Regions from separate parts of the Homo sapiens genome. Here regions 1 and 3 are each linked to region 2. The links are chromatin loops, found by intact Hi-C in ENCODE. Cell type or tissue: HepG2. All regions are shown on one strand. Links, peaks and the distances in the headings refer to the core of each region. The heading gives the core; the rest is flanking DNA.

Region 1 (10,551 bases), core at 2,608-7,607, 95 kb before region 2:
CTTTGTATTGCCTGGATAAAGCCCAATTCTCTGTGCCACTTCAGAAGCCAACAATCCCAACCAGTCCCTGGTCTCACAGGCTGAGGCATGTGTTTGGACCAATAAAGATCTTCAGATGATGCCCCTGTGCCCTCAGCTTTTGAGTTTACCTAGCTCACCTTGGTGTTTGTTAAATGTTGTTCAAGTGGCTGTAACATTCAGTCACTGCTTTTTTTTGGATAGAAATCGCCTGCTGATGATGATGGATGATGGTTAAATCTACATGGACTTACTTACATGCCAAGAATGTGCTAAGAGCTTTACAAATTTTCGTTTAATTCTTGCAACAACCCTATGAGTTAAATATTAATGTCCTCATTTTTATTTAACTGAAATACCTAAGGACTAAAAAGGTACAGGAAGAAAACTAGTTTTAGATCACCTAGGTAACTACTAACCAGAAGAGCTAGGATACACACCAGGATCTAACCAATCCACAGTACAATGCTGCCCTTAGCCACTGTGCTATTTCTAGTGGGAGAAGGGTCAGTATTATTCATTAACTAGCATAAACTCTAGCCAGATTTAGGAGATACATTTATTTCTAGGCAAAGAGTATTTATCTATCAATCTATCTATCTATCTGTCTATCTATCTATCTATCTATCTATCATCTATTCACTCATTGACACAGACTGTTCCTTTTTCCTGGAATATTATACTGCTCTCTCTTTATTTATGGAGCTAACCTCCTTATCATCCATCAAGTCTCATTTTTAAGTTTCACATCCTAGCCTGACCTAGTGTCTTATCTCTGCACCCTCATGGTACACTGCCTATCCTAGCCAGGGGTGGCTCTATGTTTTGTGGGCCTGACGCATGAAGTACAGTCATTGAGAATGACTTAAAGGGTAAGCAAAGGTAGAAACTCAGGGTAACTAGAACTTAACGCGCATTTCCTCTTCAGGTTTTGGTTTTTCTGAAATGCTCGATAAAGCATCATCACAGCCCTATATTGCTTTGTGCTTAATCCAAGTATTTGGGTTTTATTTCTCCAGGATATGATATCATCTCACCTTGGTAGATAGATCAAAGTTCAAACAATTTAAAACTCTAATTGCTGTAATTCAGATTTGAGTTGCTGAGCTTTATATTCAGCACCCCTAAAAGTTGTATCCCCAATAGAAAAGTGGGAGCAAACAGTGCTGACCCAACCTGAGGCTCTAATTGCCAGCACCTGCCATTATAGTTTCAGTGGTCAGCTTAATTTGCAATGTGTAATTATTCGAGCTATTTTTGCTTATACAGACTTTGTTGAAATCAGGTCATGACAAATATTGTACTGTATTAACCGATACTAAAACTTAGGGATGCTTTTTTCTTGCACACAGTAACAGGAACTCAGCAAGATGTTATTAGCCACATCTTACCTGTAAGAGAACTGAAGCTGAGAGGTATGATCTCCTAAAGCCACACAAGCTAGTGAAAAGCAGAACAAACCAGGTTGATTACAAAGTGAGTGTCTTTTGTAGTGTGCCACCCCAGAATCAAATCAGAAAAAAACCCCAAATCTTATGGCTTCAGCAATCACATTAGAGATTTACATTTCTGTGTACAAATTAGTCTTACTAGAGTAGAATACATTTAACACGGACAATAAGTATAATCAATATTTCTGCACGTGGTATTTCTAAAAAGCCTGCATTGGAGCTACCTGGGTATTATTGCTTCCTATTTACTTCACTTTGTTGCCAATCATGGAATTGACCTGCTATTGATACAAGTGAGCAGATGAATACCTTGAAACATTTTGTGAATTTAGGTGTGGTCATTCCTCTTGTTAATATTTCAGCTCAAACCAGAATCTTTGCTTACAAATCCCAAGACATTTCTAAAGTTAACTCTAGATTCTTGGTCCTCAGTGGGAATTGAAGTATAGCTAAGAGTTGACCTTCAAAGTCCCTTTATGATTCCTGGATGCTGGTTGAGGGCACCATGGCGTTAAACCAGGCTTCCTCCAAATTCTCCTTCTCTGTCAATTAAGTGAAACAGCCCTGTGTCATTTCTCATTTCCCCTCTTCTGTGGCACAAGCCATTTATCATCTGAATAAGTGGACTTGAAATTACAGATGGCACCTATGCCCCCTTTCTCCCTCTACCCCAGGGCACACTTCTTGGGAGTAAAACAGAGACAATGGGCTTACATTGACAGTAGGAAGACATATTTCCTTTACATCTCTCCCACCATCCCTTCATTACTATATGGTCATGAGTCCATCTTAACATTTCTCCCAATTATTTCTGGAAAATCAGGGTTGGGGAGCTCATGGGCTCACCAGTTCAAGCTCCTATGCTATCATCTGATAGCCACCATGGAGGTCTTTGGGGAGGTCTCAGGCTCACCAAGCTGCACCAGCACAGTACTCCCGCTGGTGTCCACCAGAGGGCACTGGCTCCCATGGAGGCTATGGGTCCCACCAGAGCTGCACCCAGGGCCCTCCCTGTGGCCCACCACTGCGGCCACCTCCCTACTGCACCCTCTAGAGTCCCACCCTGCAGCTGCTCTGTTAGGAGGGAGGAAAGTTTCTTTCTGTGCCTTTTAGCCCCCGCCCCACACCAAGTGTAGCCCAAAGGAAAGCTGACTTGTGTTCAGATACTCACAGATGTGAGATGTGTGAGAGCAGCTGTTAGTTTTTACTCGTAGCGCCTCCTCTAGGCTTCGGATGAGAGTGCCTGGGAGCTGGGCTGCACTATACGCAAACCACTCCTCCTGCCTGGACATTGTTGTTGGACTGAATTGTGTGCCTTGATCTCTGTCCTTAGGATGAACTCTTCCAGGAGAATCTAATAGCTCTTTAAGCAAAGAGACTGCTGCTAGGCCCACCCACCAGTCCCTGCCCTATGCAAGTGAATCCTAGCAGGGGAAGAGATTACTCTGCAACTAAGACCCTTGGAATTGCAGTACAGTGAAATCACCTGCTTCCAGCCCTCAACTCCAAAACATCTAGGATGATTGACCTCCACAAAGCAAGCCCAGCACTTTCTCCCGACTTGAGGCAGATTTTTCAGGCATGAAAGGTCACAGCTGCACCCTCACTCCCATTCCAACCCCACCAAGGAGTTGGCAGAAAGTCCAGGCCAGCTGAAAACCCAGCCGTGGGATAGCCTGCTCCAGCCAGCAACTGTGTGTCACCTCCACTGATCTCCTGGGCCTGAGCAAGTCAGGATATATGTCAGCTCCCACCTGGGGTGGCTACTTCTTAATGTTGCTGAGGTCCTTAGAGCAGGAGCCAAGAAAAATGCAGCAATTGTGAGACTCTGCAATTCTGGAATCTCTGTTAAATGCTTGAGTTGTGAAGGTGCAAACATAAACCTCATTATCTCTTTTCTGGGAATTTTGCTTTTCCAAAAGAGTATTTGCCACTAGCCCCTTTGACAGCGGCAAACATAAGGATATTGTGGGTTCTGACAGAACAAATTTCCTTCTGGAAATAGTTGCAGAAAGAGGACAAAGGAGGCCAAAATGAGTGCAAGTGGGTAGCAAAAACTCAACATACCAACCCCAGTGTTGTTCCCTGCCACCTCCTCCCCCTGCTTGCACTTCAGCTTGAGTTGGGAATGCCTGCTGCCAAAAGTGCCAGTGCAGTTAAATGCTGCTTAGCCTCACCAGTGGCTTCTCTCTCACTTGGAGAAATAATAACTAGTCAAATGCTGAAGATCCTCCAGGCATATTAATGATCTGTTCATGTTGTTTATAGGACAAATGGAATGACTATAACCAAGATGCTGACAGTGAGTGATGATTACTATCTGACAAAGCACTATTCTCAGTAAAGTCTGGTTTTCATCTGGGGAGACTGAGGGAAAATTCAAAGGCGCAAAGCAAATGGCAGAAGCCTGGCAGATTTTTGTACCGGTTTCTAACATTCATGGATTCCCTAGCATGCTCCAGGCACTGTGAAGTGGTTACTTAGTTATCTCCTTAATCTACACAACAGGTACCTCTGAAGTGAGTACTGTGATCCTTACCTATAGCCAAAGAACCCTGGTAACTTATCTAGGCTTCCACAGTGGCAAAGAAAAATATCCCTAAGGGATTCTGACCAAGTCCTTAAATCATTAGCACCATTGGTCAAGACTCAGTTGCAAGAGACAGAAACCCAGCTCAACGTATGCACCATCTAACTAACTTCAGGCATGGCTAGATCCATGGATCTAACCATGTCACATGCACTAACTCCATCTCTCCTCATTGATCTTTTTATCTCAGTTTGCCACAGCTTCATTCTGTGTGTGTCGTAAACTTTATTCTCTTCTGCAGCAGAGCTTCCCCTTATACAATCGGGAAGCTGAACACAAATAGTTCCAGCCAACATTATCATTTATCTCATGATCCCAGAGGAAGAGAGAGCCTTTCTTTTTCAGAATCCATGTGTAATCTCTCAGGGGAGATGCTGGCTCCATTCAGGTCACATTGCATCTATCCTTAAACCAGTCACCACAGTGGGGAGTTGAGTCCCGTGACTGACAGCCCACTGAGATCACATGAAGAGCGAAGCAGTGTCTCTGTGAAAGGAAGGTTACTGGACAAAACCCAGATGCCTATTAGAAGCAATTTAATAGAACTAATTGGGACTTAACTTAGATGGAGTCCCTTATGAACTTGGGTCTGCCAGTTTTCATGGGATTAATTTCTTTTTGTTTTACAATCTCTCGTGTGTGGGATATACTTGTTAAAATGGGATCAGAAGAACACACCAGGAAGCCCCAACCAGGTTTGTGTGTGTGTTAGAATTAATTTTAAAGTGAGTGGCTAGCAGTTTTCTTTCTAGAATAAAACTGGCCTGGACACTCCAAAAATGGTCATTTCATAAAAGGAAAAAAAGAAAATAACGCTGAGGAACCACACCAGATTAAGGAGACTCAAGAATCATGACAACTAAATACAGTCTGTGATCTTTTTTATTAGATCCTGGATTTAAAACTGTATATTAAAATGGCATTATTGTGACAATTTTTCAATCTTAGTATCTCTAGGTTAGATAATGATATTTCATTAATGTCACATTTCCTGAGTGAGACTGTGGTTATATGGAAGAATGTCCTTGTTATTAAGGGGCACATGCTGCAGTATTGGCGGATGAAGAGTCGATTATGCAACTAATTTTCAAATGGCTCAGAAAAAGATATATACACACAGATATAAGGAGAGAAAAAATAGAAACTATAGCAAAATATTAAGAATTGATGAATCCAGGTGAAAGGTATATGGGTGTTCATTATAACACTGTACTATTCTTGTAACACTTCTCTAGATTTCAAATTTTTCTAAATACAACATTGACGAGAAAAGAAAAAATTAAGGTACAGCCTCATAACAATCTAAAATTTAACTCCCCCACCCATAACGCAGAAAGTAAAGTCCAAAAAATTCAATCGTGTAAATGTGAGGTCATTTAGTGCCAGGCTAGTTACGTGACTGAGGATTTAACAGCCAGGGTTGCAGGAGTCCAAACTGTCCAGGTCCACTGCTGCTGGCGCCACCTGGTGGCAGTTATCCGCTGAAGGCTGGGGATTTGTTCTGGGTCCTATTGGTAGTGATGCCAGGAATCTGCAGGTGGTAGCACCCCTTTCCTCAATCAGATCCAGGAGCTTGCCCAGGAGTATTCCGACAACAAGGAGACCCACCCTCTTGTTTCCTGCTTTCCAAGAAGGGTTGCAGGTCGTGGGCAGGGGTCGAGGTGAAACACTCTGGGTCTAGTCCACGTGGGAAGCACTGGCATCCAGCACCTGCTGCGATAGCAGGCGGCGGGCTCTGCCACTCTGCCTGCAACAAAGTCCCTGGCTATGGAAACCTAATGACCACTAGTTCAATGAGGAAGTGCTTGGAAGAGTTTGATGCAGTTGCCTGTATCAAATCATGGCTGAGAGGGGAACATCACTTTGTCAGTGCAGCAAGGTCAGAAGAAAGATCACACTACTAATTTTTAAAAGTCAACAAACAGTTGAGAGACTATTAAAATTATTGGATACATTATTTGCACTCCAACTTACATCATTTAAAGCAGTTTTATTACAGAATAAAAGGGAATGTATTTTAAATTTTTATTTATACTTTTTTATAGAATTTTTTCTTTTTCTGTTTTTTTGTTTTTTTGTTTGTTTGAGATGGAGTCTCACTCTGTCGCCCAGGCTGGAGTGCAGCAGCATGATCTCGACTAACTGCAACCTCCACCTCCTGGGTTCAAGCAATTCTCCTGCTTCAGCCTCCTGAGTAGCGAGTAGCTGGGACTACAGGCGCACACCACCACACCTGGCTAATTTTTGTATTTTTTTCTAGTAGAGATGGGGTTTCACCATGTTGGCCAGAGTGGTATTGAACTCCTGACCTCAGGTGATCTGCTCTGCCCTCAGCCTCCCAAAATGGTGGCCATAGATTAATTTTAATTTCAATACATCACACCCGACTCATAGATTAATTTCAATTACCATATTGTTTTAAAATATTTTAATATCACCTGTGCATGAAGGTATGTTTTATTTTTGTTTTTGTTTGAGATGCAGTCTTGCTCTGTCACCCAGGCTGGAGTGCAATGGCATGATCTCACTGCAACATCCGCCTCCCAGGTTCAAAGGATTCTCGTGCCTCAGCCTCCTGAGTACCTGGGACTACAGGCGTGCACCACCATGCCTGGCTAATTTTTTGTATCTTTAGTAGAGACGGGGTTTCATCATGTTGGCCAGGCTGGTCTAAAACTCCTGACCTCAAGTGATCTGCCGGCCCTGGCCTCCCAAAGTGCTGGGATTACAGGCATGAGCCACTAAGCCCAGCCAAATGTGTTTTGAATACCAACCTGTACACACACCACTATATATACATACATACATATATACACATATATACATACGTGTATAAACACCAAAAGTTATTCTAGCCTGTTTTCTGAATGGAAAATTGGTCATACGGTACCACTTGTAGGTGTCCTTTCCCTACTGTTTTATTCTTTTTTAAATCTTGTTAATCCAGATAGTGTTTATGGTATGATTTATTTAACAGTACCATCTGCGTATGGTATGACTTACGACTTATATCTTGCCTATTTTAAGAAAAGATTTGAGGTGGTTTATGATACTCAATCATATATAAATCAAGGCAATAGGGCCGGGCGTGGTGGCTCACGCCTGTAATCCAGCACTTTGGGAGGCCAAGGTGGGTGGATCACAAGGTCAAGAGTTCGAGACCAGCCTGGCCAATATGGTGAAGCCCTGTCTCTACTAAAAACACAAAAATTAGCCGGGCGTGGTGGCGCTCGTGTTTAGTCCCAGCTACTCGGGAGGCTGAGGCAGAAGAATTGCTTGAACCCGGGAGGCAGAGGTTAATCGCCTGAACCGGGGAGGTGGAGGTTGCAGTGAGCCGAGATCTTGCCACTGCACTCCAGCCTGGGTGAGACTCTGTCTCAAATAAATAAATAAATAAATAAATAAAACAAGGCAATGAAAAAAGATTAAGATGAAAAACCATAAAAGAGGGGTGAACATGAGGTAAGCTAAATAGTCACAATTTTAGCTTTAAATTTCAGGGGGAAACAAAATGAAACAAAATGAGCTCTTGCTTCTAGACCCTCACCTCCAAAGGACAGCCAGAGTTTATTCTGGCTAGAAGGACACCCAGGAGAGCAGGACAATTGGAGCCAAGGAGTCTCTCAGTAGCAGCATCTGGTGACACCAGAACCAGAGAGTGGCTTCATGAAGACCAAGAGACCAAGAGGCCAAAACTCCATAGGCCATGAATGGCTCTCAGAATGGGTTGGCCAAGCCCAGGGCCAAAGGCAGGAACTGCACCACTAAGGACACAAGCAAGGAGCAGCAGTTGGGGTCAGGAAAGAGCATTCCTGAGTGACAGCTGTGGGCAGCAGCTGGAACTGCAGGGCCGGCCTTGAGGTGGAAAGGAAAACAGGGCTTCAAGGACCAGGGATACAGAGGACACTGATATAACTCTGCATCATTAAAGAAATCTGTGTTTATCTTTCATTGAAGGGCATAGTAACATGGCAACGATGAATTTTGTAAATGATACAGAAACATTCTTCTCATGAATGCTTCTCCTTGACAAAAGATAGGACACGTAGTAAAAAAAATAAAAATTTAAATTAAAAGGCTGAATAAGAGCTAAATGCATTTTGTGCAAATCAGTAGCATTTCTACATACCACTGAGAAGCAATTAGGAAATATAATGAGAAGGAGATTCCAGCTGCAGCAGCAAGAAAAAGATAAAGTAGCAAAGTACCTGGGAGTAATTTTTTACAAGAAATGTGCGTGACCTCTATAAAGAAAACCCAAAACTTTACTGAGAGAGTTAAAATTGAGTTCCATTAATCAATCTTTGATTAATGGGAGGGTATGCCAGACTGGAAAACTTAAGAAACGTCTTAAGATGTCAGTTCTTCACAAACTCACTTATGGATTAATGGCTCCCAAATGAAATTCCAATGGGGGAAAAAAGAAAAGGAAAATGTTTTAAAGTTTACATGAACAAAGATGAATAGTAATTAACTTTAAAAAGTCAGTATATGTGTTCTTGGTAGGGTGGACAAATGATGGTGAAGAGTTCCACATTGTAGAAAATTCCAAAGCAATAACTGAAATAGTCTTCCAAGAACAGAGATCACAGTAGGGTCTATAAGAGATATAGACTGGATTATATATAATAATTTCATGTCTATTTTTTCAAAAAGGCACCACGAAATAATGTGGAAGAGAAGAATAATTCAATCAATGGTGTTAGAATACTTGGTTAGATATTTGGCAGAAAAGTCATTATGTCACACATTCATCCCAATGCATTTCAAGTGGATGAAGACTTTATATTTAAAAATCAAACCCTAAAAGAACAAGAGAAAATAAAATAAATATTTGTCAAATTTCTAGGGGCAGTGTAACTTTTCAAACTTGGGAGTAACTGAAGAAGTCGTAAGAGTTAAGAGATTTCACTGCACACAATTTAAAACACCTTCATATAAAAATACATAACCAAACAAAAGATAGGTCAGGCATGGTGGCTCACGCCTGTAATCCCAGCACTTTCGGAGGCCGAGGTGGAAGGGTCGCTTGAGCTCAGGAGTTCAAGACTAGCCTGGACAACATGGAGAAACCCCGTCTCTACAAAAAATACAAAAGTCAGTGGGACATGATGCCCTGTACTCCCAGTTAGTTAGTCAGGAGGCTGAGGTAGGAGGATCACATAAACCCAGGAGGTTGAGGCTGCAATGAGCTGTGATGGCACTACAGTTGAGCCTAGGTGACAGAGCGAGACTCTGTCTCAAAATAAACAAACAAAACACACACACACACACACATACACACACAAGATAGACTGGGAAATATATACTCAACAAGGGCAAAGGCAAGGATTAATATATTTTACCCTTATGTAATAACGAGTATGCCAATTAGCAAAAGGACCACTAAGACGGGTAGGAATAAAAATGAGCAAAGGACATGAATAGAACTTGTCAGCCACAGTAGTCGTCAAGGAAATGAGAATAAAAAGAACAACAAAATAGCATGTTTTATTTCTTAGTTAAATATGTATATTTTACTACACAGAGACTACCCAGAGTTGAAGAAGGGGAGAGGTACTAGGAAAGACAAGTTCTTAACCCTACCAGTGGCATTGGAAATCAAGAAAAGACATTCAAGGCTGGGCATGGAGGCTCACTCTTATAATCCCAGCACTTTGGGAGGCTGAGGCAGGCAGATCACTTGAGGCCAGGAGTTCGAGACCCACCTGGCCAACATGGTGAAATCCTGTCTCTACTGAAAAAAATATATATATACAAAAATTAGCTGGGCAGCTGGGCGCGGTGGCTCACGCCTGTAATCCCAGCACTTTGGGAGGCTGAGGCGGGCAGATAACCTGAGGTCAGGAGTTCAAGACCAGCCTGGCCAACATGGTGAAAAATACAAAAATACTAAAAATACAAAAATTAGCCAGATGCGGTGGTGTGCGCCTGTAATCCCAGCTACTCGGGAGGCTGAGGCAGGAGAATCGCTTGAACCTGGGAGGTGGAGGTTGCAGTGACCCAAGATCGCAACACTGCACTCCAGCCTGGGTGAGGAAACGAGACTCCATCTCAAAAAAATAATAATAATAATAAGCTGGGCATGGTGGCACATGCCTATAATCCTAGCTACTCTGGAGGCTGAGGCACTGAGGTTGCAATCAGCCAAGATCACACCACTACACTCCAGCCTGGGCAAGAGTGAGACCCTGTCTCAAAAAAAAAAAAACAAACAAACAAACAAAGAAAGAGAGAGAGAGACAGAGAGAGATAGAGAGAGACAGAGAGAGCAAGAGACAGAGAAAAGAAAAAGTAAGAAGAAAGAAAGAAAGAAGGAAGGAAGGAAGGAAAGAGAAAAGACGTTTAATAGCAGTTAGTGATATTTACCAAGAACTATAAAACCATTCTTTAACATTGACCAGTAATCCTAATAAAATTAAGGTATTTCTGACAAATAGAAATATTTTTAGATTAGTTGCACTAAAGGATTCTTTTGTTTGCAGCCAAAAG
Region 2 (10,551 bases), core at 3,703-8,702:
ATGATATAGAAGTAGCATAACTTACTAAATTAACTTATAAAAAACTAATAAAAAACACAAGCCCCCAAAAAGCAGGTTATTTTCCATAGTCTTAATACAACTATTACAAATGTTTAAAATCTTACAATGTAGGCTCTCTTCTACCTGGTTTTAGATATCTTAATATTCTCACCCCCTCTTTTACTGTGAGAACATTTATGAGTCCAGGCACCCCTTGGCCCAGTGGCATCTATTCCAGTATCAATGATAAGAATCTGGAGTCATCCATCTCAAGAAAATGAGGAAGAGGAAGTTGAAAACAGCCAACAAAGCAAAGATGTAGCCTGTTACTGGTCCACTGTGAGAAATAAGTCTGTCCAGTTGTTTGTCCATTGGCAACACAGATTCCACTGATACTTGGTCATACGCTTTTTCAGTTCTCTCCACAACATTCCTTCAGGTGTGGAAAGTCTTTACTATGTTACGGATATTTTCTGGAGCCAGCAATGCCCCTGACTTCAGTTGGAAAATAGCTTTTTCCAATCCCTCACACAAAGATTTTACTGAAGTTTCTCATAAAATAGTAAGATTTTCCGGAAGCACCTCAGGAATTCCACCAACCCTGGTACTTACAACCTGTAAACCACAGCTGGCTGCTTCCATGATCGCCATGCAGAATGCTTCAGTAAGGGAGGTATTAAGAAAAATATGTCCTTGAACTAAGACATTTCTAACATTCTTGTGTTCTAAAGCTCCCAAAAGATGCACCCTGTCATGCAACTGGTATCTTTCCGGAACTTCTTGCAAAATGATTCTCTTTGGTCCCTCTCCTCCAATTATGAAATTTAAATCTTAATATTTCTGACAAGAGTTTGGGTATAATACCACTAACCAAATTTGTTCCCTTTCTGTAAACAAGTCTGCTGACAACAATAGTTATACTATCATGCCTTCTAAATGGGTCTGGAGTGAAGTCAATAGGATCTACAGCGTTAGGAATGACAGACACTATTTCAGTAATCAGTGCCGCTCGTAGTACGGTATTTTCCTTACTAGTATAAGAAACGCAAATGATACGGCTTGTGTCACAAAGAGACACAGTTAGAAGTTTGTTTGTAAGCACTGAATGGACCTTAGCAAATCCAGAAAGGGGATGGTCTGTTAAGACTGTTTGAAGCCCCATTGTCTTGGCATGGAAGAGAACATCATGGGCCATGGCAGAAAATGAACTATGTGAATGGATTATTGTGACTCTCTCCTGAACAAATATGTACTTGAGCAATGGCAGACTGTGAAAGAGGGTCATGGCCATAGACTGGTTATACATGACTTTCAGAGGCAAGTAATAGACTTTGAGGTCATTAGTGAGGTAACGGATGCCTTTTCGATTTCCATAAGCATGGATGACAATTATAACCTTATCCCCTCTTCCAATCAGGCACTGAGGGAGCTGGTAAATGTGGCTTTCCACACCTCCCATATTTGGGTAGAAAAAGTCAGATGCCATACATATATTATGGGTATGGGTTCTACGTGTGTAAAGACTTCCAGGGCTAACCTGAGACAGTGTAGCTGAGGGAGGCTGGCCATGCCCACCTTCTCCTTTATACGCCATGCTGAGATGGTTTAGGCATCAGTTCTTAGAGCAACCCAGTTAAGAGATGTGTCCTCTATTACCAGCGAGTTCCATGGCCACCTGTGTCTGGACCTCCCACGGCTGCCGCCAATACACATCTTACGTGAAGAAAGGAAGATTTGCCAAGACACTTGACCTAGAGAAAGTAATATGTATCCAAAATATGATATACAATTAGAAGATGCAGCTAACCTAATCTGTTGAAATAATGAAGAAAAGAGCACCAGCTATATAAAGCATGCAAAAGAAGAAAAAAACTGATAGGTTAAACCTACCGCAAGTACTATGTATTTACTATCATCCTCCTCCTCATCAAATGGTCCTGCCTTTGTACATCTATCATTCATCCATCCATTCACTCATTTATATGTTTACAGAGGCTGCCTGTGTTTACCATCTCAGGGAACACCATTAAAATTCACTAAGTTACCAGGACATTCTTAATTCCCTCCTCTCTCACACCTCCACCTGCCCCATCTTTCCTCAGCCAGAACAGTGACTATATCTTGTTGCTTCTACCTCTAAATTTTCTCAATACCTACAGCCACTCCTCTAGTTCAAGCCACCATCATCCTTCTCCAGGTTTACTGAAACAGTCACCTTTTCTCCAGCCTTGCAACCCTGTTCTTCATGAACCACAGCCAGAATGATTTTTTCACAACTCTGATCCAAGGACATTTTACTACTGCCCTGCTTATAACCCTTAATGGTTGCCCAGTGTTTTCAGGATAAAGCCCAAACTCCTTAACCAAGCTAACAAAGATTTGTAGGATCCTCACCAGCCCTGTCTCTTGACTCTTACACTTCAGCCTTAGTGAACTTGTTAAAGATCCTTCTAAGCGCCATGCTTTCACCTCTAGGTCTTCGCACTTGCTGATCCACCTATGCTCTTCTTACACCTCTTTTCCAGACTCACTCTTACCTGTCTAGATTCTATTCCTCCAAAGTCTTCCCTGAATCATCTCCCCAATTTAGGGATATAGCAATATTATATGCTTCTATTTTGCTGCACTCTATACTTTTAAAAATAAGATCCTTAAGGTGGTTAACAGTCTTCATTTCTTCTATGTCACTATGAAATCAGAGTTAAAATTAGTACTAGAATTACTCCTAAATGCAACAGATGCTTCTATTACAGATAAAGATTTTTAAGAGAAAAATAAAATGTTTACAGTTTAATAAAACATTACATGTTATTTGAAAAATATAGAGACTTTGTTGAGAATCTTTTTTTATTTGAAATTTTCCTTTTGAAATGTTTGGCAGAGACCCAACCTGAATAACTTAATTTTATATTAGACATAATTTTTAGTTTGTCAAAAATTTTGTGGCATACAATTTTTTTAACGAACTTAAGATCAGTTTGCCTTTACACATGATAGATTAAAAGAATGTATGGGGACATATATAAACACTAACATAAAAAATATAAGAACAATATCTAACTATCCATTAACAGGGAACTGCTCAAATAACTAATGGGACATTCATACAGTAGACTCATTTAACCACTTCAAAGAATAACACAGAGCTATATGCACTGATATGAAAATATGTCTATTTTGTTAAGTGAACAAAAGCAACCTGTAGAACAGTATATGTAATGTTACTGGGATCACAGTGCTTTTCTAAATTCTCTGTGTGTGTAACAAAGAAGACATGCTGAACATCAAACTTTTTTTCAACAGCTAACTATCTATATAAAGTGAGCCCTTCACCATAGCTAATATTATACTTTCTTAGAGAAACGTTTATGTTGTATGACAGTAGGCGGAAGTCTCTATGAGTCACCACTTCAGCAATATCCAGCACATGACTGATGGTCATAATACTATAAACTCTAGGATGCTTACAGAGGCAAAGATGACATCACATTTAGTAGGCTGCTACATTTTATTACATTCTAGTTCTTTGGAAATTTGTAACACCCTTATGAAATACATGGTGGCTTTCTGTTAACCAAAACACCCTACCTACTCTGTAACAATGTAATCAAATGAAAACACTTTCTGAGTTTTTAGGAGAAACATTAAAGAAATACAGTTATAATTATGGTCTGTATCTCATAAACATTACTTCTGAAGCATTTCTCTGTGACAACTAAACTCTAATTAAAAATCAAGAAACTCAATGTGAGACAAATTGGCCAACAGACTCAAGTTTCCTATTTTCTCAGATTCTATGTCCATTGCATGACTCATTAGATCTGTAAAGGTATATCTAATATCATTCTATGTCCATTGCATGACTCATTAGATATGTACTGGTATATCTAATATCAAAGTATGAAAACCAATAATAAGAAGTAAAATACACACGTTACTGTAAGAAAGTAAAACATAAGAATACATATTAAGTTTAATCTCTTACTTTCCTCATCATCAACAGCAAGCTCTTTAGTAATCTATCCAAATAACTGAACCTTTCCTATTATCTCCAAACTTAAATTGATAGGAAAAAAAAAGGAAGAGTAGCTTAGTAAAAACATAGTGAATAAATGAAAATTAAATGAGAAAATATAAATGAGGAGATACTACTTTTGAAACAGCCAATTCTCCAAACATCATTTCTATTTATCAAAATATAAATTAGGAACATCATTTCTGAAGTGGCCATTCTCCAAACATCAAAACTCCAAAATATCACTGTTTTTTTTACTAATAGCATGCATTTTGTTGACACTATTCTTTTATCACAAATTTTGATTTACCATCACAAGTTATTTCTCATTATTTTAAAATTCATAATGTATTCAAAATAAACCCATACCCACAGCAGAAATTAATCTGGGTCACACTGACAATCCAGTGCAGGAAAGTTACTTAATGTTAGGAATATAAAGGTGTGTAACACAGAAAAAAGCCTGCACTGAATTCCAGGTGAACCCTAGTAAGTGATTTCCCTTCTTTGAGCTTCAGTTTTGTCCCCTATAAAATAGAGATAACGGCCAGGCGCGGTGACTCATGCCTGTAATCCCAGAGCTTTGGGAGGCCGAGTCGGGCGGAACACGACGTCAAGAGATCGAGACCATCCTGGCCAACATGGTGAAACCCCGTGTCTACCAAAATACAAAAATCAGCTGGGCGTAGTGGCACACACCTGGAGTCCAACTACTCGGGAGGCTGAGGCAGGAGAATCGCTTGAACCCGGGAGGCAGAGGTTGCAGTGAGCCGAGATCGCGCCACTGCACTCCAGCATGGGCGACAGAGCGAGACTCTGTCTCAAAAAAAAAAAAAAAAAAAAAAATAGAGATAACATGAACTACATTTTAGGATTACTAAGAGGTTTAACAATAATATAAGTAAAGAACACAATACCTGATATATAATGATGTGTTTGATAAATAGTAATCCACGTGTTTATGATGTGTCAGATACTGTTTTAAATGCTTTACATGTATAATTTAGTCAATAAACAATAATTATCCCTATCTCTGGTACTGCCTTCACCTTCTACCTCTCCCCATCCTTTGGGGAGAGCTCAAAACTTTTTGTCTAAGTTAAACAGCAGAGAAATAATAATAGCTATGTATCAGGCACTGTGCTAAATTAGTTACGTGGAATTTCATTTAATCTTTACAACAATCCTCTCAATAAAGTAGGAACTATTATTAACCTTCTTTCACAGACTAGGAAATTTAGGCTTAGAAGGATTAAATAATGTGTCTAAAGTCAGATATCCAATGAAGTCTGATTTCAGAGCCCCCCTGCTTAGCAACTCTGTCACGCTAAAAAAAAAAAAATTACTACTTCTAATTCAATGTCAGATAGCAAACACCTACTGTTCAATGACAGTTGGTTTCTAATGAGATTTTGAAACAGATGAGTCAGACAACAGGTATCGGCATCTACACCAGATCACTAGAGTTTCCACTTCTGTCATTTGAAACAGTTCCAATTTGTTCCCAAAGGGAATCTGAGGTGGTGAGAATTTCAATTTCTAATCATTTAAGTGCCAAGACAGGTGATCAGATAGCAATTCACAAAGCGGTTCTGTTGTTCTTGTTGTTTTTGTTTGTTTGTTTTTTGCTCTTCACACAAGCGAAGCAAAACCCAGGCTCTGACCTAAAATCATCTCTTTGCAACCACTGGGGATCAGCTATTCCACCATGCCATGCCACAAAGCACTCAAATTTACAACATTCAATCCCTCGGTGTGAAAAGATTAGGAAAGGAACCACGGGTGACTGCATAGAGGAGCACGCCCTCCAAAACTTTCCTCTGACTTCCAAGGCACTCTACAAGCCTTCCCTTTCTTTTGCCAGCCTCTCCCCGGGCAGTCCTCCAAACTGAGGGTTGTGGGCGGAAGGCATCGCGCAGGGTCTCCAGCTCTATTCCCCAGTTCCGCACATGTGGGCGTTCTAGACCCTGCATGGACTGGGAGAAAAAACAGGGAAGAGCCTATAAACCTTGCTAGAGGGCAAGAATAACTGTCTGTCTCTTTCTCTTTGCAGGGCCAGAGACTTCATCAATTCTTTCCGAGGATGATGAACAGAAAAAAACAGACCCTCTAAGTGCCAGGCGCTTAGGGATGAGGGTGCCCCTGAAGATCCCACAGTACCTTCGGGCTCTGATACCGCTCTGGATTTAAAGCAGGGCGAGTAGCGGCTGGATCCCTCCTCCCCAGCTGAGCTCGCCCACACCAGCAGCCCCAACCGCCCCGCACACCTGTCGCCCCTCTCTCCGCACTTGGGTGGACAGGTGAAGGCAGGCGCAACGTCACCTTGACGGCCCCAGGAGCCAATCAGAGCACGCGACTGCCGCAGCCAGGCAAACGCAGAGCGTACTGGCTCCCGCAGCCGGGAGACCCAACAAACCTCAGCTTCGGGGCCTCAGAGAGCGGGGGGCTCCTGGAGCCCTCAGGCTGAGGCGCGGAGGCCCCGAGACAGCGCGTAAAAGTTCGCCAGGAAAAGAGAAGACAAACAGGGAAGTACTCACCAGGCGCAGGAGGGTCACTTCTCCCAGCGGGGCGACAACTCGGCTCAATCTGTGCGGGGCCAACACGCCCCTGACCAACCGCCGCCGCTGCCGCCGCCGCCTGGGCCTCAGGGTCAGTAGCCGCTGGCCGCCGCCTGTTTCGAAGGGACCAATCATAAGGCGGGGGCGTGGTCTGAGGCCCCGCCCCCGGGCTGCCGGGAAGCACGCGACCCGTGGGCGCTCGCCTGTCAGCGCGTCCAGCGCTGCGCCTCCGGGCGTCTCGGAGCTTCGGTGGCCAAGTCCCTCTGTTCACTGAAAGGCGAAGTGGTTCAGTCAGAGCAGGTCCTCCGATCTGGCCTTTCAGCGACAGCCAGTTCGAAAGCCACAGCCCGTCCTGTTGTTCCCACAGGCCTGAGAGGTGAATGAACCTCGCCTGTAATAATTGCTTCTGAGCGTCCTGGAATGTTGCGGTGCAGCTGAAGGCGCTTCCCTGAGTTTTATCCTGGTCTGTTAAGAGCCGCTCCCAACCCCACATCCACTCGGGAGCTGGCTGACCTGAGGGCGCCACGGTTTCCAGAGACGCAGCCTGGAACCCAGCAGGAATGGGGGTCCTCAGCAGAAATCTTTCAGAGAGAGGCCCCTCTTCTCAGGTGCGGAGGGATGAGGAGGAATCCTGTAGTCCCAAGTCACAAAAGGAGGATGTTGACTCTTCAGCAAACACCGGAGCCTGAAAACAAAACAAAACAAAACAAAAAAACAATGAACTTCAACGTAAGGGATGCTTACTAGCTCCCAGGGTTGAAATAAAGCCGAGACTAGACATCAGTGTAACAATCCCAAGTCGGTTATATCTGTAAATGTGGCTTGTTTCATAGCAAAAAATAAAATAAATAAATAAATAATTTTTTAAAAAAATCACTGGCTTTGTCCCCGAGGCCTGTGTTGCAGCCCAGGCCCTTCTTTTTTTTTTTTTTTTTTTTTTTTTTTTTTTTTTGAGACAGGGTCTTGCCCTGTCACCCAGGCTGGAGTGCGGTGGCACGATCTCGGCTCACTGCAGCCTTGATCTCACGGACTCAAGAGATCCTCCCACCTCAGCCTCCAGAGTAGCCAGGATTACAGGCCTGTGCCACCACACCGGGCTAATTTTTGTGTTTTTTGTAGAAATGGGTTTTTGCCATGTTGCCCAGGCTGGTCTTGAACTCCTGGGCTCCAGTGATCCTCCCACCTCGGCCTCCCAAAGTGCTGGGATTACAGGCGTTAGCCACCTCACCCGGCCCTATTCAGTCTTTTAGCCTTCCTCAAATCATGTCTCCTCTCTGGGCCTCAGGTCTCCATCTGTGAATGGTGGGCACTGAACTGGAATGACATCTCTCTCTAGCATTTATTCCTTCCTTTACTCAACAAAAACAATGAGATGTACTGTTGCTTGCTAAAGAAACTGAAATGAAAACAGCCTTAGGCTTCAAAGTGCTCAGCAGCATGGTAAAGGCCAAATGGAAGTCTGTGGAGGTCCATGAAAGAAGGAACCCCTAAGAGTCTTGAAGGGTGATGGCAGAGGTTTGAAAGGAGCTGAATTTTTAAAGATGAATTAAGACTCTGCCAGGAGGGAGGGATAACTGGGAATAAGAATTAATTTCCAGGCAGAGAGAGCAACAAAGACAAGGTTCCAGAGATGTGAGAGTACATGAAATGTTCTGAGAATACTCATTTTGAATGACTGAAGTCTGCAGATTGGGAGGCAGATCAGATGGGAGAAGTAGACACAAATGAAAGGCCTGGTAGATGCTGAGGAATTTAGTTTCTTTCCCACAGGCAATTGGGATGATTATAAGGAAGGACTGGTAGGAACAGATTTGTGTTTTAGGGGAAAAACAATATTTTCACAGATGTTTGAAGATGGTAGTAAGACAGGTGGCAATCCCTTAAATTAAAAGATGACGGTTACCTAAATTATCTCAGAAGGGATGGTGAGGAAGAGGTATCTGGTGATACCTAAGAAGCTGACTCATCTGGACTTAGTTATTATGTGATTGATGATGGTACCAATCTAAAGAATACAAGGAAAACAGGCTGTGGGGGAAAATAATGCATTTTGGTTTGGAGTGTGTTCAGTTTGAAGTGTGAGAGGAGTGTGCAAGTGGAGATGTTCAGAAGATAAAGTTAGACCTGAAGCTGTTTAAATTGGTCTGTGTAGGAGATATAGATTTGAGAAGTAAATTCAACAAATATTATTTTACACATCTTCTGTGTCAGGCTCCATTCTAAGCACAAGGGATCCTACTGTCATGGAGCTTACATTCTGGGGTAGGTGGGTGAGTGAAGATGGTAACTAGGAGTTGATATTTAAGTGGTAAATGAACCTGAAACCAGATAGTGGTTGCCACTTTTGAAATTGACTCAGTAGTCCCAACCGTAGAAATTGACCCTTCTGGTCTTAAAACCTAAAACTTACATTTGTTTTATCCGAGTTGTTTCCTTAGGAAAGGATCCCTAGACCTCTCAAAAAGTATCAAAGAACTGAAACTCACCAGATCATCTCAGCCAATGAAAGCCTGGCCCTTCATTCATCCTGATTGCTTCCTTGCCCCTCTCTAGTTCCTTTCTTCTTACACATTGCTACATTTCTTCCCTGCTATATAACCCCCTAATTTTAGCGGTCAGGAAGATGGAGTTGAGACTGATCTCCCATCTTTTCAGCTGCAGCACCTGATTAAAACTTTCTTCCTTGGCAGTACTTGTCATATCAGTCTTTGGCTTTCTGTGCTGCAAGCAGCAGGACCTAGACCAAACCCCTGGTGTTTCAGTAACACTTTTAATATTAAAATCAATCCCACAACACTTTGCTGCTCACATCACCACAATAGATAGGTATTCACAGGACCTATTTTTCAAATCTATGTGTCATAGTGTTTCTGTTTAAAACTAAAGGGCAGTTTGTATACCACCCCATTTAGCCAAATTTTGAGTTGAATTAAAGTATTACATTGGATTTCTTGAACCCTAACATCAAAATATGTGCACTGCTCTACAGAAACTTAAGAAAAAAATGTGTTATACAGATCTTGTTTAATGAGTCCTTAGCTGTCAACTTTTTATTTTTATTATGTGCATACTATGTATCTAAACATTTGAATACCATTTATTAAAACTTGAAACTATCCTATATGAGATATGTACACAAAAATTCTCTGCCTCATACACACACACATAAACACACACTACTTAATATTTCTAAACCTTTTACTAAAATCTTGTCAGCAGTGCATTTTTATGATAACTTGCTTTTTGTTCTATTTTGTCTTTGTAATTTCTATACCTTATAAAGATATAAGGACAGTGTAGTGGCAAGTGAATCCTGAGTCAGGAAATCTATGCAAAACACTTTTCTCTAAGGCCACATCCTTTGCTGGTTAAATGTGGGGATTAGGTGAGGAGTTTGCCTCTAAATTATTATTATAATTATTATTTTATTTATTTATTTATTTATTTATTTATTTTGAGATAGTCTCACTCTGTTGCCCAGGCTGGAGTGCAGTGGCGCGATCTTGGCTCACTGCAAGCTCCGCCTCCTGGGTTCACGCCGTTTTCCTGCCTCAGCCTCCGGAGTAGCTGGGACTACAGGCGCCCCGCCATCATGCCAGGCTAATTTTTTTTTTTTAATAGAGGCGGGGTTTCACCGTGTTAGCCAGGCTGGTCTGGATTTCTTGATGTGGTGATCCGCCCGCCTTGGCTTCCCAAAGTGTTGGGATTACAGGCGTGAGCCACCGCGCCCAGCCTTGCCTCTAAATTATTTTAATTCTTGTTGCTTTTCTCCTCTGTATACTCTGTGTGTGTGTGTGTGTGTGTGTGTGTGTGTGTGTGTGTGTGTGTGTGTGTGTGTCTGTGTCTGTGTCTATCGCCTTACTTTTACGTTAATTCCCAGCTGGTACCCAACTATCTAAATACACTTACCATTTACCTATCTTGATTTTAAAACTATAATTAGCAATTGAGGGTTTCATCTAATGAGCTGCAATCTAC
Region 3 (10,551 bases), core at 2,496-7,495, 78 kb before region 2:
TGTGGCAGATTTAAATTCCATTTTGCAAGAGAGCCAGAAAAACTCTTCTTTGCTTCCTAAGCTCAAAAGCCAGAAAGCAGCTGAAAGATGGTCACTGCTTTGTTCTTGAATGGAGCTAATTACAGAGTTGTCTGCTGCAGGATGGGCACTCTGCAGTCAGTGTGTAAATAGGGACAATTAGAGCTCATTTTAAGCAGACATGGCTTCCAAAAAAAGAAACAGAGCTTCAGACTTTAATTAGTCTCATAGGAATAGTTACATTAAACAGAACCTGACCATTTTTTTTCACAATTCAGTTCAACGAACATGACAATTCTCTGTCATAAAAATGTTCTAATTTTAATATTTCTACAGATGGTTGGGTAAGAATGTGAAGCTCATTCCTCCTGTCTTTCCTTACTAGATTTATTTTAATCCTATATCACAGTTTAAAATAATTTGCATGGTATTGAAATATGTATGCAATATATTTTGTTCCTATACTTTAGAATTAGTTTTTAATTTTAAAAAATTTTACCTATCAACCATATTAGGCTCAGCATATTTCCCAAGCATCACACTCAATGTTTTAGAAGCATTTTCTTACTTGGTCCTCATATCTGCCTTATAAGGAGTGCTATCCTCATGTTATAGTTGAGGACATTGAGGTGTGGTTATTTTCCCAAGATCGCAGAGTTAGTGAGTGGTAAAATCATGATGTAAAGTACTTTCAGGGCCCTGGCTCTGGAGCACTCCCCTTCCTGCCAGCAGAATGTGAAGGTAGTGTCAAGCAGACCCTGCCCTCAGGGAACTCGGCTAAGAGAGACAAGAGACATTTACAAGTAGTTCAGGAAACTACTGTATGAATGTTGGCTCTGAGTGCCTAGTGCGTGTGTGTGTCTGTGTGTATGTGTGTGTATTTCCAGAAGCTCTGCAATCGTTGTACAGGTGAAAGGACTGGGAGGGGATGGTGGTGAGAGTGGAGGGAGAAATACTCAAAGAAACATCTCAGATGAGGTGGCTCTTGCTCTTGGCAGTTTTAAGGTTATGGTCAAAGATGAAATGATCGCCCTTTCTCCATAACCTGTTAAGTTCATGGATAAATAACTGCTTTGAGATACACTTTTTTTTCTAATTTATTTTTACTCTATCGGATCTGTGCTCCCAATCGGAATGCATTGAATTGTCTCACTCACATACTCATAATCCAGCTTAAGAAATAGAACATTACAAATTCAGCTGAATTATACCCAGTATAACCTTGTCCAATCCCATTTCCTTCACTTCCTCAAGAAGTAACCACCATTCTAGGCTTAGTGTTTATCTTTTTCAGGTAAGGTGACCAACTGTCCTGGTTTGTCTGGGACTGAGGAGTTTCCCGAGATACAGGACTTTCTGAGCTAAAACAGGGAAAGTCCTAGGCAAACCGGGATGGTTAGTCACCCTATCAGGCATATTTTTTACTTTTATTACATATATATCAAGCCACAAATAACATATTGTATTATTTTCTATGTTTACACTTTGCAGAAATAGGATCTTGCTGAATTATCATTCTACAACTTGTTTTTCATTCAATATATTTATGAGATTGAGTTATGTGAATAATTATAGCTCGAGTTTATTTATTTTCACTTTCAGAAGATTCCATTTCTGGATACAATCATAATTTACTTATCCCTTTTGCTATTGATGGGACATTTCGGTTGTTTTCTAGCTGTTCATTTTAAACAGTGCTGTAATTAGCATGATTGTACATGTCTCCATGTGCACACATCTGAGAGTTTCTCTATGTAGGACTGAAATTGCTGGATTGTCTTATACACACATCTTCACCTTTACTAAATAACTGAGAAAGCACTCCAAAATTAGAAAGCATCTAATTTTCCTTCCCACTAGCCATGTTTGAAGGTTGCTGTTGCTACCCATCTTCATCAAGTTTTGGTATTATCAGACTTTTAAAATGTTGAAATCTAAAGGACATAAAATTCTTGTTTTCTTTTTAACAAAAATGTACTGGTTATATTGTTCCCTACTGATTTTTAATGTGTGTGAAAATGTAAATATTCACCAGAATTTGATTCTGTAGGACAATGATTTTGTTCTCACTGTGAACTTTTTGAGGATGAACTCCAAATCTAATTATTTTTTTGAATACCCGGAAGCTATCACAATGCTTGTCACATAGCATTCACTCAGTACATGCTTGTTGACTCAATGCATGATCAGATTTACTAAGTGTTTTATTCTTGATAGTGTTTTCTTTGTTAAATTTTTATAAAGGACTTCATAGTCATTCATTCATTCATTCATTCATTTATTCAACAAATGTTTGTCAAATACCTACTTATCTTCCAAGCACTATTCTTAGTGTGTGAATATAGTAGAGGACAAAATAGACAAAAATTCTTTGCCTGGAGAAGCTTATTATAGTCTAGTATTATGCACTTAGCTCCAAGCTACAATAGATGAGGGTACAGTGGAGCAGGTAGGCATGAAGTGGTCAGAAGGCCGCATGAAGGCGATGAGGTTTAAACTAGTCTTGGAGGTTGGTGCACTTAGGATACCTAGCAAGAAGATAGCAAGGGCACTGAGATGAAAGAGGACAGAATGTTTGTTTAACAGTGAGAACAGGAGTGTTCAGATGAGTAGGGGATTTTAAAACTCAATGAAGATCTTTCAAAGGAAGTTCAAAAATTCACATTTGTGGTGTAAGAAACACTCAAAATTGGCCAGGTGCAATGGCTCACGCCTGTAATCCCAGCACTTTGAGAGGCTGAGGAGGGTGGATCACGAGGACAGGAGATCAAGACCATCCTGGGTAACACGGTGAAACCCTGTCTCTACTAAAAATACAAAAATTAGCTGGGTGTGGTGGCGGGCACCTGTAGTCCCAGCTACTCAGGAGGCTGAGGCAGGAGAATAGCTTGAACCAGGGATGGGGAGGTTGCAGTAAGCCGAGATGGTGCCATTGCACTCCAGCCTGGATGACAGAGCGAGACTCCATCTCGGAAAAAACAAAAAAACCAAAAAAAACACTCAAAATTTTGGAGTGAAGATGCTACATGGCAAAAGATATGTTCAAAGAAGATAGACCTGGTTGTGGCCTGCATAACGTGTTTAGTATGAAAAGTCTGGAGTCTGGAGGTCAAATAGAGGCTGCTGCAAACAGACAGAAGTGTGAGAGCCTCCTAGACTCCTCTCTCATACACACACCCCCACCCACCCCCACCCAGAGAATGGCCAACTTACGTTGATCGTAGTTCCTGGAGTTTTAGTGCTTGTAGATGGTTTCTTAAAGGGCACACCCATTCATGTCATTCCTCTGTTTCACATTCATCAACCACCTCCATATGCCTCCCACTAAACCCAAACTCCATCACGTGGCCCACAAGGCTACACATGACTTGGTTTGACCACTGTTCCCACACCTTCAAAGCCCCACATTCTAAACTGTGAATGCTGTTTCCCATTTCCATGTCTCAGCATCCTGTCACTCCTTCAACTTAAAATGTATTTCTTCAAATGTCCAGAAGCTCCTTCTCTTCTTTTGAGGTCCAGCTATTGCATTCGCTTCTTGGAAAAGCCTTGCCTGGGCACTCAGAGAGATCACCGCTCATTCCCAAAGCACACTTTCATGCACTCATCACATTGTGTTTGCAGCTGTGCTGACTATAAGTCTGTCGTCCCTGCTAAAGAATGAGGTTTTTCACAGCACAATCTGCACCAAACCACAGGTGTAGATGCCACTTCCATTAGAGTGTAAGCTCCATGAGGGGTCAACCCATTTTTATTTTGTTCACCATTAGACATAGCTGAACACATATAGGCAATTAATAAATCTTTGTTGAATTTATGGAAGATAGCAGGTGCTAAACAAATGTTTAATAAATAAATAAATAAATTGGTTACATAAGTTTTAGGTTATGGGGGAGGTTGGACTAAATTTTTCAACTACCTAGGGATACATGTATGTGAACTCGCTGCTTGTTGATTCAAAATGATGAAGTTAGCCATCTGCAGATGTCCAGTTTATATAATATATAGTGTTCCTTTTTGATATGCCTACTGTATGATTCCAAATCAGGCATTCTACATCTGTATTGTAGAAGATGTGAATGATATACTTGTGATTACATGGCAAGTATTATCAGTTTGTGATTTTAAAAATAGAAGCATCAAGGGGCTTAATAACTAGTCAGTCTTACCCCAAGAAACATGCAAAAATCTCCCAGTTTACTGCCCTCACCCAGAGACATTTTCTGTCTTTGTGGTCACTTCTTTTTTTGTGCACATTCCATCAATATTATTTGCAAGTCAGGCCATTTAACTTCAGACAAAGCCAACCAGAGCATATAACCTTGAGATTTAAAACCACACAAAGAGTACAAAGTGAACAACCTTTCAACGTACTTTCTGTACGCCTCAGATCTCTTTTCAGACAAAAGGTCATGACATGGGGCGCTCACCTGCACTTCAAAAGACAAGAGAAATATTAGAAAAGCCCAACAAATGGTTCATGTTGCCATCCTCTAAAACTCCAGCACAGTCCCCAGCTCATAGTAGGTTTTCACTTGAAGGAATAAAGGAATGTTCATTCCTGATTTCTGTTATCAGTATCCAGGATGGCAACCATACAAAAATTAGGAAACAAATCAACTCTTTATGGTATTGTAATTTTTGCTCTTTAGAATTATTTCATTTTGTATCTTGATTTTATTTGAGGTGAGTCCAAGTTTTTTTTTTCCTGTTTCTGACATTTTTATAGCTATAACTTACCTTAACTTTTCCTTTTCTTTTGGTAACTTTCCTTTTGCATCCTGAACAAAAACCAAACTCCAGCCCAGTCCTCTAGGCTTTATGCAACATGTACTCCTATTTGCCACTGTTCTTCTGTAAGCACCTTAACACTGCGGCCCAAATAAATTCTCTGCTACTTCCATACACCTTCCAGACTTTCCCAGCTGGCCTTGGCTCACTCAGATGCCTCAGACTGAAATGCACTTTTATGCCTCCTTGCTGCGTGGAGGGGCAGGATTCAAAGCCCCAGCTATGGGTTCAAGGCCAGGCTCCACCACTTACTGTTGTGGGACTTTGAGAAAGGTATTTATGCTGGTGGTTGCTTGTTTGCCCTCATACCCACTCCTTTCGTTCCCCTGATCTGCTCTGCTCTGAGCCGTGCAGCTGCATGTCCCAGACTGCAGGGTCAGCCAGTGGAAGGCACCAGTGAGCCGCTGGAGGAGAGGAAAAGGGAAAAGTGACAGCGTGTTCCTTCTGCTCTCATTACTGTGGCATCCTTGGCTCCAGCTGCCCCAGACAGGCCTTTTGTGGTTTCAGCTTCCTCAAATGGAAAGAAAGGGAGAGAATCCTGAGGATCTGGGGTAAGTCCACATCCAGCCATGCCTCAAGCAGTAGGATGTACTCTCTGCAAGGCTCATTGATGTGAGCCAATGCATTATCTTTTTAAACGTAAGCCATTCGTCTTGGGTTTTCCTATCATTTGCAACAAATGAATCTTTATTAATTTAACACCTCAAGTAAGTAAATTTTCACACATCGAGGAGGTAAGAGTATTCTTAAATCAGTAAAATGCAGGATAGAAAGTGCTACTTGGTATAGGAGAGATGTGGAATTTCAGAAGAGGGAGGGTGACTTCCATCGTAACCTGTAGGGGACAGAGCCAAGGCATGTGGCCTTCATTCAGGTTGGAATGGGGAACCAAGGAAGTTTTTGAGCAGTGGAGTGTCAGGATTCAACTTGAGCTATGTAAGGTCAGTTGGGTGGGGTCTGCAGAGCTACTCCACTGCACAACTCCAGGGGGCGCCATTCCCCTAGAATACATTGTGAATGGTGCTTCCTAGAGTTGTACAGTGTGCAGCCTTGAACCATTTAGAAAAGTTGAAAGTGTGGTCAGAGGGCTATTAGGAAGCTATTGTCTTCCAGGAGAGAGGTGAGGCCATGAACGTGGTCAGTAACAGAGAAGGGGATGGATTTGAGACACATTCTAAAATAGTTTGAGTTTCAATGTTGGGAGAGGAGAGGAGTTAACAGAAATAGGAGAGCCAGGAGGAAATGTAAATTTGGTAGAGATGGAAATTCCTTTTTAGATAGATTTGAAGACTGATGGCTGTTGACAATGGAATTGGGGCTCAGGGAAATAGAGCTGAAAATAAAGATCTGGAAATTATTCACACAGAAATGGTACTGGAAACCACAGTTTGGAAGAAATGCCAAGAGAGGATATCTATTAGGAGAGAAGAGGGCTAAGAGATAGTTCTTAGGAAACAGATACATGGAAAGGGCAGAGGAGGAAGAAAAGTCAGAAAACAGGAGTGAGGGATCACAGAATCATAGAAGAATCGGAAAAACTATGGCGGGAGGAGCAAGAAAGGAGTTTCAAAGAGAAGGGGTTGACTGTTCCCATTCCCCCTTCTCCCTGCCATGGTAATCAATTGCCAAAGCATTTGTCAGGACAAAGATTCCATCAGCCTGGGTCTCTGAGCAACTACGATGAGCAGAGCCCCAGGTGACCCTGATGGACACCTAGCATGAGCCAGACATAACCTTTATTGCCCAAGGCACAAAGATGGTTTATTGTTTCTGCAACAAAGCCTAGTCCAGCCTGACCAATACATGGCAGTAACTTGGGCGTGAGGGAGCAGGGAGAAAAAGAAGAAAGAAAGCAATTGAAGTCTTCAGCATGTTTTTAGTACTAAGGAAAAGCTGGGAAAAGAGACAAATTGAAGACGTGAGAGAGGGTATATTTGGTTGGTCTTGCTCTGGGAGAGGCAAAGTGCTGTGTGTATCCCTGTGTACATGGGCATGCCACAAACCAGGCACCCTGGGGACATGGCCAACACACCTGAGTCATTTGTGACCAGCATCACCAGCATATTTTTCTGCCCAGTGGCATCACTTCTAGAGAAAGCTAAATAGCTCATTATCAAGTATTTGTTTGAGATGACTTATTAGAGTCAGACCTTCCTCAAAAAGCAGAGGAATGGAAAAAGTTTCTCAATGTCTCAGTTTCCTCATCCATAAAATGGGGATTATGACAATAGAATCTTATAGAATGGTAAAAATTAAATCAGTTACTATATGCAAAGCACTCAGCACAGTGTCTGGCACAAAGTAGGTTCTAATTAAGTGCAATCTCAGAACCCCTTCAGGGTTTAGAAAGAAGTTCTAAATATGGGGGTAAAATCTGCGAATGGCTTCTTTTTGCAATTATTTAAACAAGGAAGAATTGCAAGGAAAAGCAAAGTCCTGCTGTACTAGGAAGCAAATGGGCATGGTAAGTGGTGAATATATTTAACATCTCTACCAGCTTCAAAGCTTGGGGGTTAAATAAAAATCATCTTTAGGGTTAAATAAAAATCATCTTTAACTTATACAGTTGTGCCCTATCATCTAACAGAAATTTCTTAGGAGGGAAAAACAGAGTCAAGACAGGTAAAATCCGTTTCAAGGAGTCATTGGAAGTCATGTTGAGACAGAATTTCATGGATAGGAATAATTGTGTCTCATAAAATAAACCATGAGCACCTCAGACCATGTCTAAAAAATACTAAAACCACCAACAGAAAAAGTTAACCAATCCATTGTTTTATTTACATGATTCCCAAGCACTGGTTTGACTGCTAGTATTAAGGAACTGATTACATTGTTGTAGCTTGTTTTGACAATGTAGTGTAAGGGTTGAGATAGCACCTCTTGAAATTGAGAAGTGAACTTCTAGAACATTTTATCTCTCATTCAGAAAAGGGCTTTGGAAAGTCCCATTGTGAGTCCATTTAGGGAGGTGATTCTCAAGAATCCAGGGAAAAAACACAATTTTGCTGATTAGGACATTATAGATGCTCATCCTCAGAAAAATTCATATATTTAAACATTTCTGGCCACCAAAATACAGGTTTGAACTTGTGAGGGTCCAGGGAACACATCTCCATCACAGTGGTCTCAATGACCTAAAAGGTCAATGCTGGAAATTGATGGTTCCTTAATACAAATGACCTCCCTAGGTAGCTCAGACAAAATTCAACTAAATTCTAGACTTGTTTTCCAAGAGCACTGCACAAATCAATCATGCCCAGATTTTTAGGGAAAACTGCCCAGGCTGCAGCTTCTGCTAAGACAAGTAAGCCAAGCTATTCTCACCCTCGTGCTAAGGTAGCCATGCGCTAGACCATATGACCCATTCACACACTAATTGGTCAAAGTCTGTGATCTAAAGGTAGCCAGTTCATTGGTTGACTGGTGACCTAGGCAGTGGCTAGAGCAAAATGCTCTCCCCAAAAGACACAATGGTGATTAAGACAATCAGATTCTCTCTTAAGACCTTAGACTGGCAAATGGTATTGGTAGGGTTTTTTTTGTTTTGTTTTGTTTTTGTGAAGATACAAGAAAACACAGAAAGCAGAGCAGAAACTTTGACATTGGCAAGAGTCTATTCATGGCAGAGCACCAGAGCAAAGAGTTGGGAACTCAGGCTACACGAAGGGAGATGAGATCAAGGGAGGAGACCACCCCTCATATTGTCTTATGCCCAATTTCTGCCTCCAAAGAAAGAAGTAAAAACTAAAAGGCAGAAATGAAATCCACAAGCCGACAGCCTGGTGCCACACCCTGGGCCTGGTAGTTAAAGATCGACCCCTGACCTAATCAGTTATTTGCATAAGAAAAGCACTGTGAAGATCCCTGTCCTGTTCTGTTCCGTTCTAATTACCGGTGCATGCAGCCCCCAGTCACATACCTCCTGCTTGCTCAATCGATCAAGACCCTCTCATGTGGACCCCCTTAGAGTTGTGAGCCCTTAAAAGGGACAGGAATTGCTCACTCAGGGAGCTCAGTTGTTGGAGACGTGAGTCTTGCTGAAGCTCCCGGCTGAATAAAGACCTTCCTTCTTTAACTTGGTGTCTGAGGGGTTTTGTCTGTGGCTTGTCCTGCTACATTTCTTGGTTTCCTGACTGGGAAGTGAAGCAATTAATGGACGGTTGAGGCAGCCCCTTAGGCGGCTTAGGCCTTCCCTGTGGAGCATCCCTGCAGGGGACTCCAGCCAGCTTGAGCGACACGGATCCTGAGAGCGCTCCCTGGTAGGCAATTGCCCTGGTGGAATGCCTTGCCGGAGTAGTGCATGGCAGGCCCCCGTGGAGGATCAATGCAGTGGCTGAACACTGGGAAGGAACCGGCACTTGGAGACCAGACATCTGAAACTTGGTAAGACTAGTCTTTGGAACTTGCCTACTCCATTTGAGTGGAAGCGTGGCCTGACCACCCACTGCATGCCCATACCGGCACTTTGGTTTTTTTTTTTTTGACTTGACTTGCATTGCTTGATACTTTGGTTTTGGTTTTGACCTGGCTTGAATTTCTTGATACTCTGATTTTGGTTCTGATTCTGGTTTGGTATAAACTAAAAAAGTGTGTGTGTGCCCTTTTTACCCGTTCTTTGTTTTGTGGTGTGCGTGCGGTGTGAGCGTGGTGTTTTGTCTCGAGAACATGGGTCAGGCACAAAATAAGCCCACCCCACTAGGAACTATGTTGAAAAATTTCAAAAAGGGATTTAAGGGAGACTATGGAGTTACTATGACACCAGGAAAACTTAGAACTTTGTGCGAGATAGACTGGCCAGCATTAGAGGTGGGTTGGCTATCAGAAGGAAGCCTGGACAGGTCCCTTGTCTCAAAGGTATGGCACAGGGTAACCTGTAAGCCAGGGCACCCAGATCAGTTCCTGTATATAGATTCTTGGTTACAGCTAGTTTTGGACCACTCCCCTGCCCCCACAGTGGTTAAGAGGACAGGCAGCAGCAGTACTAGTAGCAAAGGGACAGTTAGTTAAGAAAGGTTCTCTCTCCAACCACCAAGGGAAGTCGGCACCAAAAGTCCTGTCAGACCCAACACCAGAAGAATCGTGGCAGGAATTGGTACCAGCAGTACCCCACCCCTTATCGACAGGAAGGGCTCCCCACTCCTGAGACCACAGCACCTACACCTCCACCAGATAGCCACACTCCTAGACCACCCAGAGTAGACAAAAGAGGAAGTGAAGCCGTGGGAGAAACTCCTCCCTTGGCAGCTCGCTTATGGCCCAAGACTGGAATACAAGTGCCCCTGAGAGAGCAGCAATGTACTGGGGTAGATGAATAAGGACACATGGAAAGGCGTGCCTTTGTGTATCAACCTTCCGCCTCTGCTGACCTCCTCAATTGGAAAAATAATACTCCATCTTACACCGAAAAGCCTCAAGCTTTAATTGACTTGCTCCAAATTATTATACAGACCCATAATCCTACTTGGGCTGATTGCCACCAGCTGCTCATGTACCTCTTTAATACAGATGAAAGGCGAAGGGTGCTCTGGGTGGCAACTAAGTGGCTAGAGGAGCATGTCCCAGCTGATTTCCAAAACCCCCAAGAATATATATGAATTCAGCTGCCAGGAACAGACCCCCAATGGGACTCGAACGAGGGACCAGACATGGAGAGGCTAAGATGGCACCGTGAGGCATTAATAGAAGGTCTAAAGAAAGGGGCTCAAAAGGCTACAAATGTAAATAAGGTTTCTGAGGTCA

Evidence for each region. Hi-C counts contacts between places; a loop is a spot of excess contacts. Peaks named below come from ENCODE experiments on the same cell type or tissue, not always from the same donor. Only the 100,000 strongest peaks of a DNase experiment are listed, where the experiment ranks them.
Region 1: it touches region 2 in a loop (4-fold over the local background); 5 of 110 quality-filtered maps call a loop at or near these places.
Region 3: it touches region 2 in a loop (5-fold over the local background); 5 of 110 quality-filtered maps call a loop at or near these places.

Annotation. Positions count from the first base shown.
Region 1 is chr12:100,664,089-100,674,639 of GRCh38, reverse strand. No RefSeq gene overlaps it. Among named protein-coding and RNA genes, the nearest start is that of GAS2L3, 96 kb to the right of the region's middle. In HepG2, for the core only: CTCF peaks have their summits at 2,728 and 5,521 (motif pointing left); a DNase peak (open chromatin) is centred at 5,499; H3K27me3 peaks cover 379 bases.
Region 2 is chr12:100,569,787-100,580,337 of GRCh38, reverse strand. It overlaps GAS2L3 (growth arrest specific 2 like 3), which reads right to left and starts at 6,654. Exons shown (of 10, transcript NM_174942.3): 1 at 6,553-6,654. It also overlaps the pseudogene PIGAP1. RefSeq lists an enhancer at 6,360-6,649 and a silencer at 6,680-6,809. In HepG2, for the core only: no CTCF peak of the experiment used is centred there; a DNase peak (open chromatin) is centred at 6,697; H3K4me3 peaks cover 2,344 bases; H3K27me3 peaks cover 412 bases.
Region 3 is chr12:100,646,567-100,657,117 of GRCh38, reverse strand. No RefSeq gene overlaps it. Among named protein-coding and RNA genes, the nearest start is that of GAS2L3, 78 kb to the right of the region's middle. In HepG2, for the core only: CTCF peaks have their summits at 5,200 (motif pointing right) and 5,813 (motif pointing right); a DNase peak (open chromatin) is centred at 4,377.